Linked DNA regions of Homo sapiens: all the other regions are linked to region 1. The links are chromatin contacts, found by Hi-C or POLR2A ChIA-PET in ENCODE. All regions are on one chromosome and are shown on one strand. The core of a region is the stretch at or near the end of the contact, and the rest is flanking DNA. Distances in the headings are between cores, read along the strand shown. Region 1 holds the start of IRAG2 (inositol 1,4,5-triphosphate receptor associated 2). Region 2 holds the start of MRPS35-DT (MRPS35 divergent transcript). Region 3 has its middle 24 kb from the start of STK38L.

What was found. A loop is a pair of places that touch in the nucleus more often than their neighbours do. ChIA-PET counts read pairs that join two places held with the same protein, here RNA polymerase II (POLR2A). Pooled maps may share reads with other maps.
Region 2: a loop to region 1 is called in a map of CD8-positive, alpha-beta T cell, with 23 times the contacts of the local background. The contact joins the promoter of MRPS35-DT here to the promoter of IRAG2 in region 1. A Hi-C loop is called at or near these places in 2 of 168 maps with a recorded cell type or tissue (CD8-positive, alpha-beta T cell and naive thymus-derived CD4-positive, alpha-beta T cell) and 7 of 50 pooled maps.
Region 3: a loop to region 1 is called in a pooled map, with 4 times the contacts of the local background. The contact joins the enhancer-like site here to the promoter of IRAG2 in region 1. A Hi-C loop is called at or near these places in 2 of 37 single-sample maps with no recorded cell type and 1 of 50 pooled maps. POLR2A ChIA-PET finds 5 or more read pairs at or near these places in 1 of 52 experiments (GM12878).

The regions. Positions count from the first base shown.
Region 1 is chr12:25,050,209-25,054,568 of GRCh38, reverse strand. IRAG2 (inositol 1,4,5-triphosphate receptor associated 2) reads right to left here and starts at 1,863. Exons shown (of 22, transcript NM_001366544.2): 1 at 1,613-1,863. RefSeq lists enhancers at 1,989-2,358, 2,399-2,508.
Region 2 is chr12:27,708,214-27,712,573 of GRCh38, reverse strand. It overlaps MRPS35-DT (MRPS35 divergent transcript), which reads left to right and starts at 1,827. Exons shown (of 5, transcript XR_001749448.2): 1 at 1,827-1,911. It overlaps MRPS35 (mitochondrial ribosomal protein S35), which reads right to left and starts at 1,742. Exons shown (of 8, transcript NM_021821.4): 1 at 1,619-1,742. The coding sequence starts at 1,730. RefSeq lists enhancers at 1,322-2,111, 2,122-2,201, 2,232-2,311.
Region 3 is chr12:27,217,988-27,222,347 of GRCh38, reverse strand. No RefSeq gene overlaps it. Among named protein-coding and RNA genes, the nearest start is that of STK38L, 24 kb to the left of the region's middle. RefSeq lists enhancers at 1-37, 1,697-1,766, 1,787-1,956, 2,097-2,146. Within about 2 kb of position 2,032, at least 2 of the 41 ENCODE cell types and tissues checked have a DNase peak (open chromatin) inside an H3K27ac peak, as active enhancers do; they include GM12878, where a contact is called at or near this core.

The DNA of each region.
Region 1 (4,360 bases), core at 614-3,113:
TGGGCCGTGAAGATAAACTGGGAAGACAACAATAGCAAGTTCATAATATCAAGAACGTGCACTTTGGGGTAAGTTATTAAAGTTGACTCTTCTAAGAAAATACTGCAAGAAAATCACAGTGAGGAAGGGGAACAAATTCTTAGTAGTTTATAAAACTCAGGTATAATATTGATTTAATCAAAAGGCAAAACTGGAGCAAAAGAATAGTCCTGGGCACAGTGTCTAAAGCAGACACACCTTAAACCAACTTTGGAATGCCTTATGATTCATGTCTCAACATGAACAGTTCTAATCACAAGGGAACCTTCTCCAATGCCCTCTGAGCAGTAGTAAAATAACACACAGACTGTGTAATTTAAAGACTGCCTTACTAGCTTAACAGAGTGAATCAGAATATTGAAAACTGGCAAATTCAATAAAGGTTTAAAAATTATGACAATAATATGTTGAATAACCACTGCTATTTTAATGTTTTATTTATTTATTTGTTTGTAATTTTTGTAGAGACAGGGTTTCACCATGTTGTCCAGGCTGGTCTCAAACTCCTGGGCTCAAGCAATCTGCCCACCTCGGCCTCCCAAAATGCTGGGATTACAGGGGTGAGCCACTGTGTCCGGCAAACCATTGCTATTTTAAAACTAGACTATTTCTTAAACTCCTAAATAGCTTTCTCAGATAATAGTAGAAAGGGTACAATAAATCCAAAACAAACACAAGTCTGAAATTTTTCATCTCTAGCCTACCTTAAGCTTATATATTAAATATATAATTATTTATAATTATATAACAATTAACAAATAAACAATGTTTATTTCTCAAACCAAGTAACTTTCTATAAAAAGAATATTTATACTGCTAGAACAAGAAACTGGCTGAACAAAAGCAATTGTCTGATAAATGGCTAAATAAGTAAGGTTTATTTTTACCATATTAGGTTTCTAGAATGAAACAATTTTATAGCTAATCTGACATCTGTAATGTGACAACTGTCTTCTCACATAAATCTCTGGTAACTGTTTATATACTTTTGGGTAATACAGAAAAATGACAAATATTCCAATTTTTAAAATGCAAAATATGTATGTAGATGTATGTAGAGAATGCATTAAAACTTTAAAAGAATTTTCACACATTTGATATTTTGATATACACTGAATTCATAATTATTTTGCCCAACCCCCTAAAATTTCCAAAGAAAATAGACGAGCAAGGCCTTTTCTACCATATGAGAGGAAAAAAACTAGCTAATAAAATCAGAGTATAATATATAACAACTTGCAAGTTCAAATATACCATGCATACTAGATTTTTCTCCTTGTTTACTTTTAGAAATTTTGAGAAGTTTTAATTAATTTTAAAAGAAAAAAACAGCCACAGACAAAACCAGCTTATAATAAAAAGGCAAAAAGGGAAGTTAATGGTTAAACCCATGCATGCACCTAGCCACTCAGCAAACCTCTCTGAAAGCCCCACAATATTGCCTTCTCAAACCATTTCATTGTCATAAACTCAGGAATAATATCCTAGCTGTAATCTAGAAAAATGTCTGTAGTCCTATGCCCCGCCTGAGGGTGGACAAAAACTGGGTCATAAATGAATATTTGCTACTCACTCTTCAGTTTCCTTGTCTTCTGCTGAAGTGCCTGGCAAGTGTTCGATAATTCAGTATTTATAGTTTGAAGGTTCCGTTGTTCCGAAATTGCTTCCTCTAATTTATGCAGTAAAGACGTAGCTTTTTCACTGGCAGTGTGGGCTTCTCGATCTCGATCCTTACCCTGGACATGGATAGTTAGTGCTGGATTGTAGCAGTGTGGCCAGGAAAGAAAGCAATGGAGTGCTCACTCTTATGATGCAGGCAAAACTGAAAATGTGTTTTTCTTCTCAGGGAAGTGATAAGCCTCTCCTGAACTTCTGCAATTCTGTGTTTGCATGGGCTTGGTATGCCTGAGCTATTTCTACAGCGGTTAAAGTCCTGATATGTCAAGTTGCCTCTTTCTGCAGAGTCGCCTCTTTCATCAGCAGGCTGTTGATACCGCCTCTCTTACAACTCCCCCTTTACTTCCTCTGCTCACTGTTAGTCGCTAGGGACTGAACTTGCAGTTCCTCTTTGCTTTTTTTTTTTGTTTGTTGTTGTTGTTCCTCCTCCATTTTTATTTCATGGTTTGCAGGGCATCTGAGGAGATGTCCCCTGAATCTAATGTAGCCATGAGCCACCCTACCTGCTCCTCCACATCCTCCAGCCGTTGGCTGGTTTCTTGGAGCCTCTTCCTAAGGATGCCTTCCTGGTTGACAGCATCTTCCTGTAGTTGTTTAATGGCTTCTAGTTGTTTCTGACTGGAGTTAAAAAAAAAAAAAAAAAAAAAAGTCCAAACCGCAAGCTGTCAGTGACATTTCAACTAAGAGTCACCCTGTGAAATTATGACAAACTCAAACTTAACACCACTTCCTTAGAGATCAGAGGAAAAAGTGAAAGTATTTACATATAAATGCTTCACAAATATAAAATCTTAAGCAAAGCTTATTGGTCGCTTAGCCTGACACCCTCACTTTACAGATAAGGACTTCTAGTTTCATCTTTTACACTGGTGTGTTCAGTTCCCACCAGCTGCATTCATAGCACTTAGCATCAGTTGCCAGTTGCCAGTTACTCAGAAGATGGCTCTACAATGAGGTCAGGGTGACAGGTGCAACATTTACACATCACAGCTAGCTTTTACAGAAAAAGAAAGGAATGGGGTAAAGGTAGGGGGAGGGAAAAGAAAAGGAAAGAGAGCTTTGTTTCATGACCTTAGCCTTTCTCCTTAAGGGTTGTCAATCATAGTATAAACACGTGCCACGAGCACAGGAAGGACCGCCCCCAGGCACAGATGAAAGCTGGCGGTTGATATTTCTACTTTAGTCCTCTTTTTGCTGAAGCTTTTCTCCCCATCACCCTTCCCCACCACAGATCTCATGGTGCCATTACGTTACACCTCATTTGGATCCAATTCTAATCTCTAAAACATGTAAAAATGCACTTACTCTCTGTTAGCAGATGAGATTATTTAATGTGTGTTACATGCCAGTACCTCAATGATTATCTGGAAACAATCTGACTTGAATATGGACCTTAACTCAAAGTGGTGATAAATGTCGGGAGTTGCAAAACAGCAAGGAAGACATTGTCAGCCGTAGGCCTTGTGCATGCCTCTCAAACGTTAACATTTAGTCAGAATGCCACTGCACACTGGCACAAATCCAGCCCTGGTTACACGAAGGACCACATGAGAGGCAAGAATGGTCTCACAGAATGCTTACCATACTGGTAAACAAGCAAACAAAATCCTAAGCAAAAATAAAAACTGCCTACATCACCACACTTTCCACTGAGCGTCCTTCAATAGCTTATCGTTGTCTCTCTCACTCTCTTTTTCTCTCTTTTTCTTTAACTGTGGCAGGAACATTTAACAGGAGATTTACCCACTTAACAAATTTTTAAGTGTACAATACAGTATTATTAACTACAGGCATAATGTTGTACAGCAGATCTCTAGAACATCTTCATCTTGCATAACTGAAACTTTATACCTATTGAGTAGCAACTCCTCATTTCCCCTCCCCTAGCTCCTGGCAACCACTATTCTCTCTCTTTCTATTAGTTTAACTATTTTAGATACCTCAGAGAAGTGGGATCGTGCAGTATTTGTTGTTCTGTGACTCACTTATTTTACTTGGGATAGTGTCCTCCAGGTTTATCTATGTTGTCATATGTGGCAGAATTTCCTTCTTTTTAAAGGTTGGATAATATTCCCTTGTATTTATATACCAAATTTTCTTTATCCAATCATCCGTGGACATTCAGGTTGTTTCCAAATCTTGGCTATTGAGAATAATGCCGCAGTGAATATGGGAATGCAAATAGCTCTTCCAGGTGCTGATTTTAATTATTTTGGATAAATACCCAGAAGTGGGGTTCCTAGATCAGATGGTAGTTTAATTTTTAATATTTTGAGAAAACTCTGTAACTGTTTTTTTTTGTTTGTTTGTTTGTTTGTTTTTTTTGAGACGGAGTCTCGCTCTGTCTCCAGGCTGGAGTGCACTGGCGCGATCTCAGCTCACTGCAACCTTTGGCTCCCGGGTTGAAGCGATTCCCCTGCCTCAGCCTCCCGGGTAGCTGGGACTACAGGCACGCACCACCATGCCCGGCTAATTTTTTGTATTTTAGTAGAGACGGGGTTTCACCATGTTGGCCAGGATGGTCTCGATTTCCTGACCTCGAGATCCGCCTGTCTCGGCCTCCGAAAGTGCTGGGATTACAGGCATGAGCCACCGCACCCGGCCCTCCATAACATTTTCTATAGTGCCTGCACCACTTTCCATT
Region 2 (4,360 bases), core at 578-3,077, 2.7 Mb before region 1:
TCAAAATATATCGCAAATACAACCACACCTCCTTCTCCACTATTACTTTAATCCAAGTCACCATCACCTCATTTGGATTACTGCAACAGCCTCCAAACAGATCTTTGGCTTCCACTCTTACCCCAGTAAAGCAGCCAGTGATCTTTTAAAAACGTAAATCACATTATATCAGTTCCCTGTTCCAAGCCTTTCAATATAAAACCCAAGCCAAAAATCCAAATGAAATGTCTACAAACTCTTGAGAGATCAGATTATTACTTAACTAACTCTCTGACGTCTTATACTACCACTCTCTCCTCTACTCACACTTAGCTCCTGCCACATTGTCCTTCTTCCCGTTCCTTGATCACACCCCTCAGATTGTTCTCAACTTTTGGCCTTTGCACTTATAGTTCCCCATACCCCAAAGGCTCTTTCCCCATATCTCTGCATGGCTTGGGGCCCTGTTCAAATGTCACTTCCTCAGAAAGATCTTTCCTGACCATCCTGTGGCCACTACTCCCCCCAAATCCATCATTCTCAATACTCTACTTTATTTTTCTTCAAAGCATTAAACCCTATCTGACATCTTATTTAGTTGTTTGGTTGTTTATACTATTGACTTCCCCACCTTGCCGTATCTCCGGTGAGTGTCTAGAACACTGCATGGTATACAATAGGAGTTAAGTATTCCAAGAATTTAAGAATGAAAATTTAAAAATAGACAATTATTAGACCTATGAAGAGCCAGTATGAAGGATTAATGTATTTATAGTTTATCTGAAAACAATGGGAAACCATTTGTAGATCTTGAACATGAGAGCAGCAAGACAAGATCTAAATTTTGAAAACCTCATTTGGCTGTTTTGAGAATTCAATGTAGGAGAGCAAGAGGGGAAACAGGAAACGGAAAAAAAACTTGTAGAAATGAGATGGTCACCTGAACTAGATAGTTGGTAGTATGAGGAGAGTAAATTAGAGATATAACAGGAAGTAGCACAGGTAGGATCCGCCTATTGATTAGACTCACGCCAGCTCCTCCTCAACGCTCCCGTCATTCTAGCCACACTTCTATCACAGCGCCTCTCACCCTACATAGCACTTCTCCGCTAATAAATCTGTATTTTCCACTAGAGTCCTCCGGGGTAAGCACGCTATCAAGCATCCCTACAATCTCTGTTAAATGGAGGTCATCAACGCCTGTTGAATGAAGGCCGCCCATTTGGTGGCCTGGAATTCAGAGCAGCAATTTGTCCTAGCACAGCCGTATGACTCTCTTAATGTTTGGGGAAATCCATGGTTCAACAGCGCCGATGCCCGATAAACAACACAGCACCAGTAACCTGTGCCAGGGGCTGTGGACGGGGGCAACACAGGAGCAGGTCACGGGGAAGGGGGATGTAAGCTTTCTGAGCAAACTCCCAGAGCACCCAGGGCAGAAACAGGCGGCTAGAAGCCGGGCAACGCGGGTGCAGAGCACAGACCCACGTCCATGGTTTTCCTACCAGACGGGCCTGGCAGCGGACGCACTGGCCTCCCCCGGGCGGCGCTGGCTCAGCCACCGCGGCACCCTTCATGAGGCCGGTATTCCGCTCTTGCACCTCCCCCAAAGCCCAGAGAAGACGAGACAGACACTCACGCAGGCTAGGTGTCGGGACCGGAGTGGCCGAGTAGACGGCAGTGGAGAATGCACGCAGAGTCCTTGCCCTCGACTGCAGAGACAGCCATGCTGGGAGCGCGGCGGCCGCCATGGCTGCGAGGACGGCAAGCCGGAGGGGACAAGCGGCGTTCAGTGTCAGGGGCGGGCCTGGGGCCGCTAAGCGCAGGCTCCCTGGGCTGGCACCGCCCTAGGCTGGAGAAAGAGGAAACACGTTGGTCTGCGCACTCAGAGCCGAGTCAAATGTGCAGGAAGATTCCCCCAAACTGAAAGAAGTAATGAAAAGAAAACAAAAAAAATCCTTAAAAATCGAGTGAATCAGTTCGTAGAGAATTGCAGATAAAGACCGTAGGGATAGGGGTTGCGGCTCACTGAAGGCGGGCGTGCTCTGGGTGGAACCTCAGTTGATCCGAGAGTCAGGCGGTCTACCCGAGGGACTCTTGTTATTTATAATTGTTGCTTTTCTACATTTACTTGGATTAAAGAAGTCTTCAACTAATGCCAGTAATATGCGCTAAGGGGAGAGAAGCAGTATCCCGAGCCAGAGTGCTTGGGTTTCAAACTTGACTTCACCACTTCTGGGATGTATGATCTCAGACAAGTTAGCATAGACAAATATTTGTGTACAGCGTTGGCATACAGTGAACACCGCGTGTACGTAGCCTATAACTTTTAGCTATATATGGTTAGCTTGTTGTTAGATCAGCTTAGAATTACAGAAAGTCAGAACTCATCAGGACCTAGAAAATAAACTTTTAATGAACACTCTTAAATTTTCTACGGTAGGATGAATTAACATACAAGCCTTAATAAAACAATTCTCGGCCGGACGCGGTGGCTCGCGCCTGTAATCCCAGCACTTTGGGATCCCGAGGCGGGTGGATCACCTGAGGTCAGGAGTTTGGGACCAGCCTGACCAACATGGAGAAACCTGGTCTCTACTAAAAATACAAAATTAGCCGGGTGTGGTGGCACATGCCTGTAATCCCAGCTACTCGAGAGAAGAATCGCATGAACCCGGGAGGCAGAGGTTGCGATGAGCCGAGATCGCGCCATTGCACTCCAGCCTGGGCAATAAAAGCAAAACTCCGCCTCAAAAATAAAATAAAATAAAATAAATTCTCTATTTTCTCTTTATTTTAAAAATTATTTTAATTAATTAATTAATTATTATTATTTTTGAGACAGAGTCTTGCTCTGTTGCTAGGCTGGAATGTGGTAGCAGGACCATGGCCCACTGCAGCCTTGACCTCCCAGGCTCAAGTGATCCTCCTACCTCAGCCTTTCAAGTAGCTGAGGCTACAGGCACGCACCACCACACCCAGCTAATTAAAAAAAAAATTGTTTTTCCAGAGATGAGGTCTCACAGTGTTGCCAGGGCTGGTCTCAAACTCTTGGGTTCAAGCGATCCTCCTGCCTTGGCCTCCCAAAAAAGTGATAGGACTACAGGCGTGAGCTACTGCACCTGGCCTATTTTTTCTATTTTTAAGTTTTTTGTAGAGTTGGGGGTCTTGCTATGTTGTCCAGGCTGGTCCCAAACTCTTGGCTTCATGTGATCCTCCTGCCTTGGCCTCCCAAAATGTCGGGATTACAGGCATGGGTCTGGCCTATTTCCCTATTTTGTCTCAAAGTGACAAAATTATAACAGTAAAAACAACTAAAAATAAACAAAACCGATTCTTGGTAAGCATACAACCAGTAGAGCAGAGGTATGCAGGTGTCCAAGAATATTCTAGCTGTGAACATTCAGTGCGCCATGGACATCAATCAGTAAGGTATGGGAGGGGGACAAATAGCATGAGATGGACAAGTATTTGTAATATTCATCATCTTCATCTTTTCTGGACTTTTACCATCCTGTTATTGTTCCAAAATAGAAGCATGATGTATGAGTTTCCTAGGGGATTGGAACAAAGTACCGTAAACTGGGTGACTTAAAACAACAGAAATTTCCTCTCTCACAATCCTGGAGTCTGGAAAGTCCAAAATCCAGGTGTCGGCAGGGTTGGTTCCTTCTGGAGGTTCTGAGGGAGAATCTGTTCCATGCCTCCCTCCTAGCTTCTAATGGTTGCTGGCACTCCTTGGCTGGTAGACACATCACATCACATCACCTTCTGCCCCCATATTCCAATGGAGTTCTCTCCTCTCCTCGGACTATTTTTAAGATCAAAATCATGGCCTTTTTAATCAGATGGAGGTGAGGTTTGAATCCAGGCTCTGGTTCTTTATGATTTTGGGCAAATCTACCTTATCTTTCTGAGTTTCAGTTTCAAGGAAAATGACAGCAATAATATTTTTCTTACGACAGTCGTGATTAAAGGCATAAATATAAACGGTGGGCATTGGCATTAAGTGTAGGGTCAATGCAACAGCCTCCTTTTCTTGCAAGTTTGTATATTTTAGTAAAGTGCAAGTCCTATACCATAGAAATTTAGGGACAAAAGGAGTATGATCATATTCATACTGTTACCAGCGGCAAATCTGTACAGGTCTGCGGCAACCTCAATTCTTGCCTCCTCAGAAGAAAGAATTTGATCGAGGAACATAAGGCAGAAGGAGAGACAGAAGCGACTTTTAGAGCAGGAGTGAAAGTTTATTAAAAAGCTTCACAGCAGGAACAAAAGGAAGGAAATACACTGGGAAGAGGGCCAAGTGGGCGACTTGAAAGTCAAGTACCCCATTTGACCTTTGACTTAGGGTTTTATACGTTGGCATACTTCTGGG
Region 3 (4,360 bases), core at 783-3,282, 2.2 Mb before region 1:
CCAAACAGCCGTGGATGGTTGGAGATCTTCTCTCATTCTCAGGGCTCTGGACAATGCCTCCAAAATTTCTAATGCAGAACTGGCTGGTCCTCAAGTTTGTTCTTCTGCAATCCTGGCTACCCAGCTGGTCTCCAAAGTCTCTTCAGTTAAGCAATCTGGGGCTGGGGGGTGGGGAGATCTTTGCGGCTTTATCCTACCCTTCACGTCCAACCACCCAGCAAGCCTGGGCCAAGTCAAGCAGCCCCTACAAGCAATATCCTACCAATGTGTATTCAACATTGATTTGGTCAGGATATGGAGAAATGTATTATTTTTTAATCAATAAAAAGTCTAAGTAGAAACAGATTTTTAAAATAATCCACTTCTACTAGCTGAAGAACAGGAAATGTTCTAAAAAAAGTTTAATGATCAGTTCCCATTTTTCTGAAGCTCATCTTCTCACTTCAGTTTTGTTTATTCGTAATTTTAAGAACAAGAAATCATTTTGAGAGGTATATGAAAGGGTGAGTTAAACCACTCATTCTCGGGAAACAGCACTAGGCCACCTACTGTTGACTCAGAAGTTTCAACTGACCAAGAGTGCACAGGTGCATCTCAAAAATATCCATTTTAGATGCGCTGCTGCTAATAAAGTGTTGTTTTCATTTCCTTTTGAGAACTGTCAAAAGACAAAATTACAACAAATGTAGTTAAGTGATCTAATTGGCTTTTATTTGTGATGAATGGATCAGGGTACTATCTCCCATAAAAATTTAGAAAAGGTGGCTGGGCACCATGGCTCATGCCTGTAATCCCAACACTTTGGGAGGCCAAGGCAGGAGGATCACTTGATCCCAGAAGTTTGAGAACAGCCTGTGTAACAGAGAGAGACCCCCATCTCTACCCAAAATCAATCAATCAATAAAATAAAAAATTTAGAAAAGGTGATCTGATGAGCTAAGCAGAAGAGGTGGGCTTTATAGGCAGAAAAGGGGTTAAAAAAAAGCAGAAATAAGGAACAAAAAGTGAATCGGTCATTTCAAAGTTACTTTCCTTATCGGATTAAAGCAGGGGGTACTCCTTTATCATGCCAGCTAAAACTGGCCTGTTAGGGGATTTGGCTATGCTGTCTTTCCCTCTTTCTCTCTCTCCCCCTTAGTTTCTTGAAAGGTAGATGACTTAGTTTCTGTTTGGTGACATGAAACTTTAGCATGAGTGACTCCATTTTGGTTTGATCTGTAGAGGCCCAGTCCAAATCAATAGCATCGTACAAATTTTATTTAAAAGAATAGTGCTGCTGGGCGTGGTGGCTCATGCCTGTAATGCCAACAATTTGGGAGGCTGAGGCCAGTGGATCACTTGAGGTCAGGAGTTTGAGACCAGCCTGGCCAACATGCTGAAACTCCATCTCTACTAAAAAATACAAAAATTAGCCAGGCATGGTGGTGTGTGTCTGTAGTCCCAGCTACTCAGGAGGCTGAGGCATGAGAATTGCTTCAGCCTGGGAGGTGGAGGTTGCAGAGATTGCACCACTGCATTCCAGCCTGGGCGACACAACGAGACTCTGTCTCCATTAAAAAAAATAAAAAAAGGATAGTGTCTACCTCAGTGAGACTGGAGCCAGTTTTTAGCTCCACAGCTACATAAGGAGTTGATAGAAAAACTGGAGTAATGAACACTGTTTTCCAGTTCATCTCACTGGTGTGTGGAGTTGATTTGGTTTTGCCAGTGTTATTTAGCATCCTTTTAAAATCACCCCTCCCCAACCCATCTCCTCGTACAGCTGCCCACAGGCCTGGCTCAGAAATCTGTCTCAGAAACTGAGTACCACCTAGTCTAGTCACAGTTTCTTTATGAACTACTCTGCCTTGGCTCACTGACTTGAAGTTGACAACTTACTCTTGAATAATTTAACTCCTTTCTTGGAACTGACTCCTTCTTCAGACTTCTCTTAACTTTCACTTCTGCATGTGGGAAGAAAGTAAAGGTATTAGAGACACACTGTGTAACTGGCTACAGGGTACATGGACCTTATTTCCCCCTCCCTGACAGCAAGGGCTTGTACTCAGCCTGATGTCTGGGCATAATATAAACCTAGCTTGATCTCTATTCATCACAGTCTCCACCTTTACTTACTTGAGTGTGATGATTTGTTTGAGATGTTTTGCTTTACTCATGAGGGTATGGAAATACGAAAAAAAGATAGATTGACTCATACTGTAATTCTACACTGATACATTGCAGCAATATTAACATTAATTCAATTTAAAATTCCACATTCCACATGTGTATTTGGCAATGTAGTTCTGGGAGGTAATTTGGAAATACATATCAAAACCTTAACAATAGTTACATTAGTCAAGAGCCTTGATTGCCAAAGACAGAAAGCCAGTTCAGATTAGTTTAAATAAACAGGGAAATTTATTAGGTCAAATAATTGGACAAGTCTAGGGAAGCACCTTGCTTCGGTCATGGCTGAGACCAGGAACTGAAATGATGGCATCAGGCTGGGCGCAGTGGCTGACACCTCTAATCCCAGCACTTTGGAAGCCTGAAGCAGGAGGATCGCTTGAGGCCAGGAGTTCCAGACGAGCTGGGGCAACATAGTGAAACCCTATCTCTACAAAAATAAAAATAAATTAGCCAGGCATGGACGTGCACACCTGTAATCACAGCCACTGGGGAGGCTGAAGCAGGAGAATGGCTTGAACCCAAGAGTTTGAGGCTGCAGTGAACCATGAACGCGTCACTGCACTCCAGCCTGGGTGACAGTGAGACCTTGTCTCAAAAAAAAAAGAAAGAAAGAAAGAGAAAAAAGATGTCAGTAGGAATCCCCCTTTGTCACTTCATTATTTAGCTCTGCTTTCTTCCATGTTGGCATCAAGAGGGCCCTCATCAGTCCCAACCTTAAATGATTTTTGGTGCCATTTAAGAATTTCAGAAGGAAAGAGATGTTTTCATCCAAGAGTTATTATCAGACCTAGAAAATTTCCCTCTTATTGGCCCTACTTAGATCATATGCTCACTCCTGGACCAGTCACTGTGCCTGGAGTGGTAGGAGACAGGGCACTCTGATCAGTCCCAGCCATGTGATGAAACATTTTACCAGTTGTGGGAGAGGCAGATACTAAAAGGCAATGAGAGAGTGAGGTAGGAGGTCAGTTCTATCATGTGAAAATGAGAAGAAACTCTAGGCAGGCAGAAACAAGTGATATCAAAATACAATGTTCATTCTCGTCTATGAATATTTACCCTTAAGAAATAATCAGAAGTGTGAGAGAGTTATGCAGTTATTCCTCACAGAATTATGTATAATAATAAAAATTGGCTGAACATGGTGGCTCACGCCTGTAATCCCAGCATTTTAGGAGGCTGAGATGGGTGGATCACTGGGGCCCAGGAGTTCAAGACCAGCCAGGCAACATAGGGATACCCCTGCACTACAAAAAAAAAAAAAATTAAAAAATTAGTCAAGCTTCGTGGCACATGCCTGTAGTCCCAGCTACTCAGGAGGCTGAGGTGGGAGGATCACCTGAGCCAGGGAGGTTGAGGCTGCAGTGAGCCATGATCACGCCACTGCACTCCAGCCTGGGTGACAGTGAGACCTTGTCTCAAATAATACAATCTAGAAAGAATTGGAATGTTTAATAGTAAGGGATTTCTTGAATAAATTGGTACCTGGATTCAACAGAACACTATGTGGCCTTTGAAAAGTATTATAGAGGAAAACTCAGCGACATGAAAAAATGTTCAAGGTATCTTGTTAGGCACAACAACAGTATGCGAATCATGATCCCAATTTGTGTGTGTGTGTGTGTGTACATACACACACACACACACACACATATCTTTTTATATACATTTTATGCATATTATATACATTTTATCTATTTAAAACATAACATGTAAATGTTATGAAAGAGTGAAATAATATACTTTACAATGTTGATTACTTCTAGTTGTTGAAATTAGGGATAATTTTCATCATTCTGGTACTTTTCTCTATTTTCTACAGTAAATGTGTCTTTTTAAAAATTAAAAACATTATTGAAAAGCCTTTAATTCCTCCCTGCCAATTTAAAACTGATCATGCTATTTCTGTCTGTGAGAAAAGGAGCTGAAATGGAGAGTCTAATTACTGATAAATAGCAATCATCGGTTAGACTTTAAGCAGAGTATTTAGAAGAATAAATTATTCACCAGTATTTTAAGATTAGCTGAAACCCAAATGTATTCTCTATTATGTCTTATTTCCATATTTTGAGGCTTTATCTGTATGCACACTGCTGACTTTTTCAGAATTAATCAACCAGCCAGCTCCATGAAGAAAGTACAGGCCCAGATATCAGCACAGGGAGCGATTCAGGGTATCTTTTCTAAA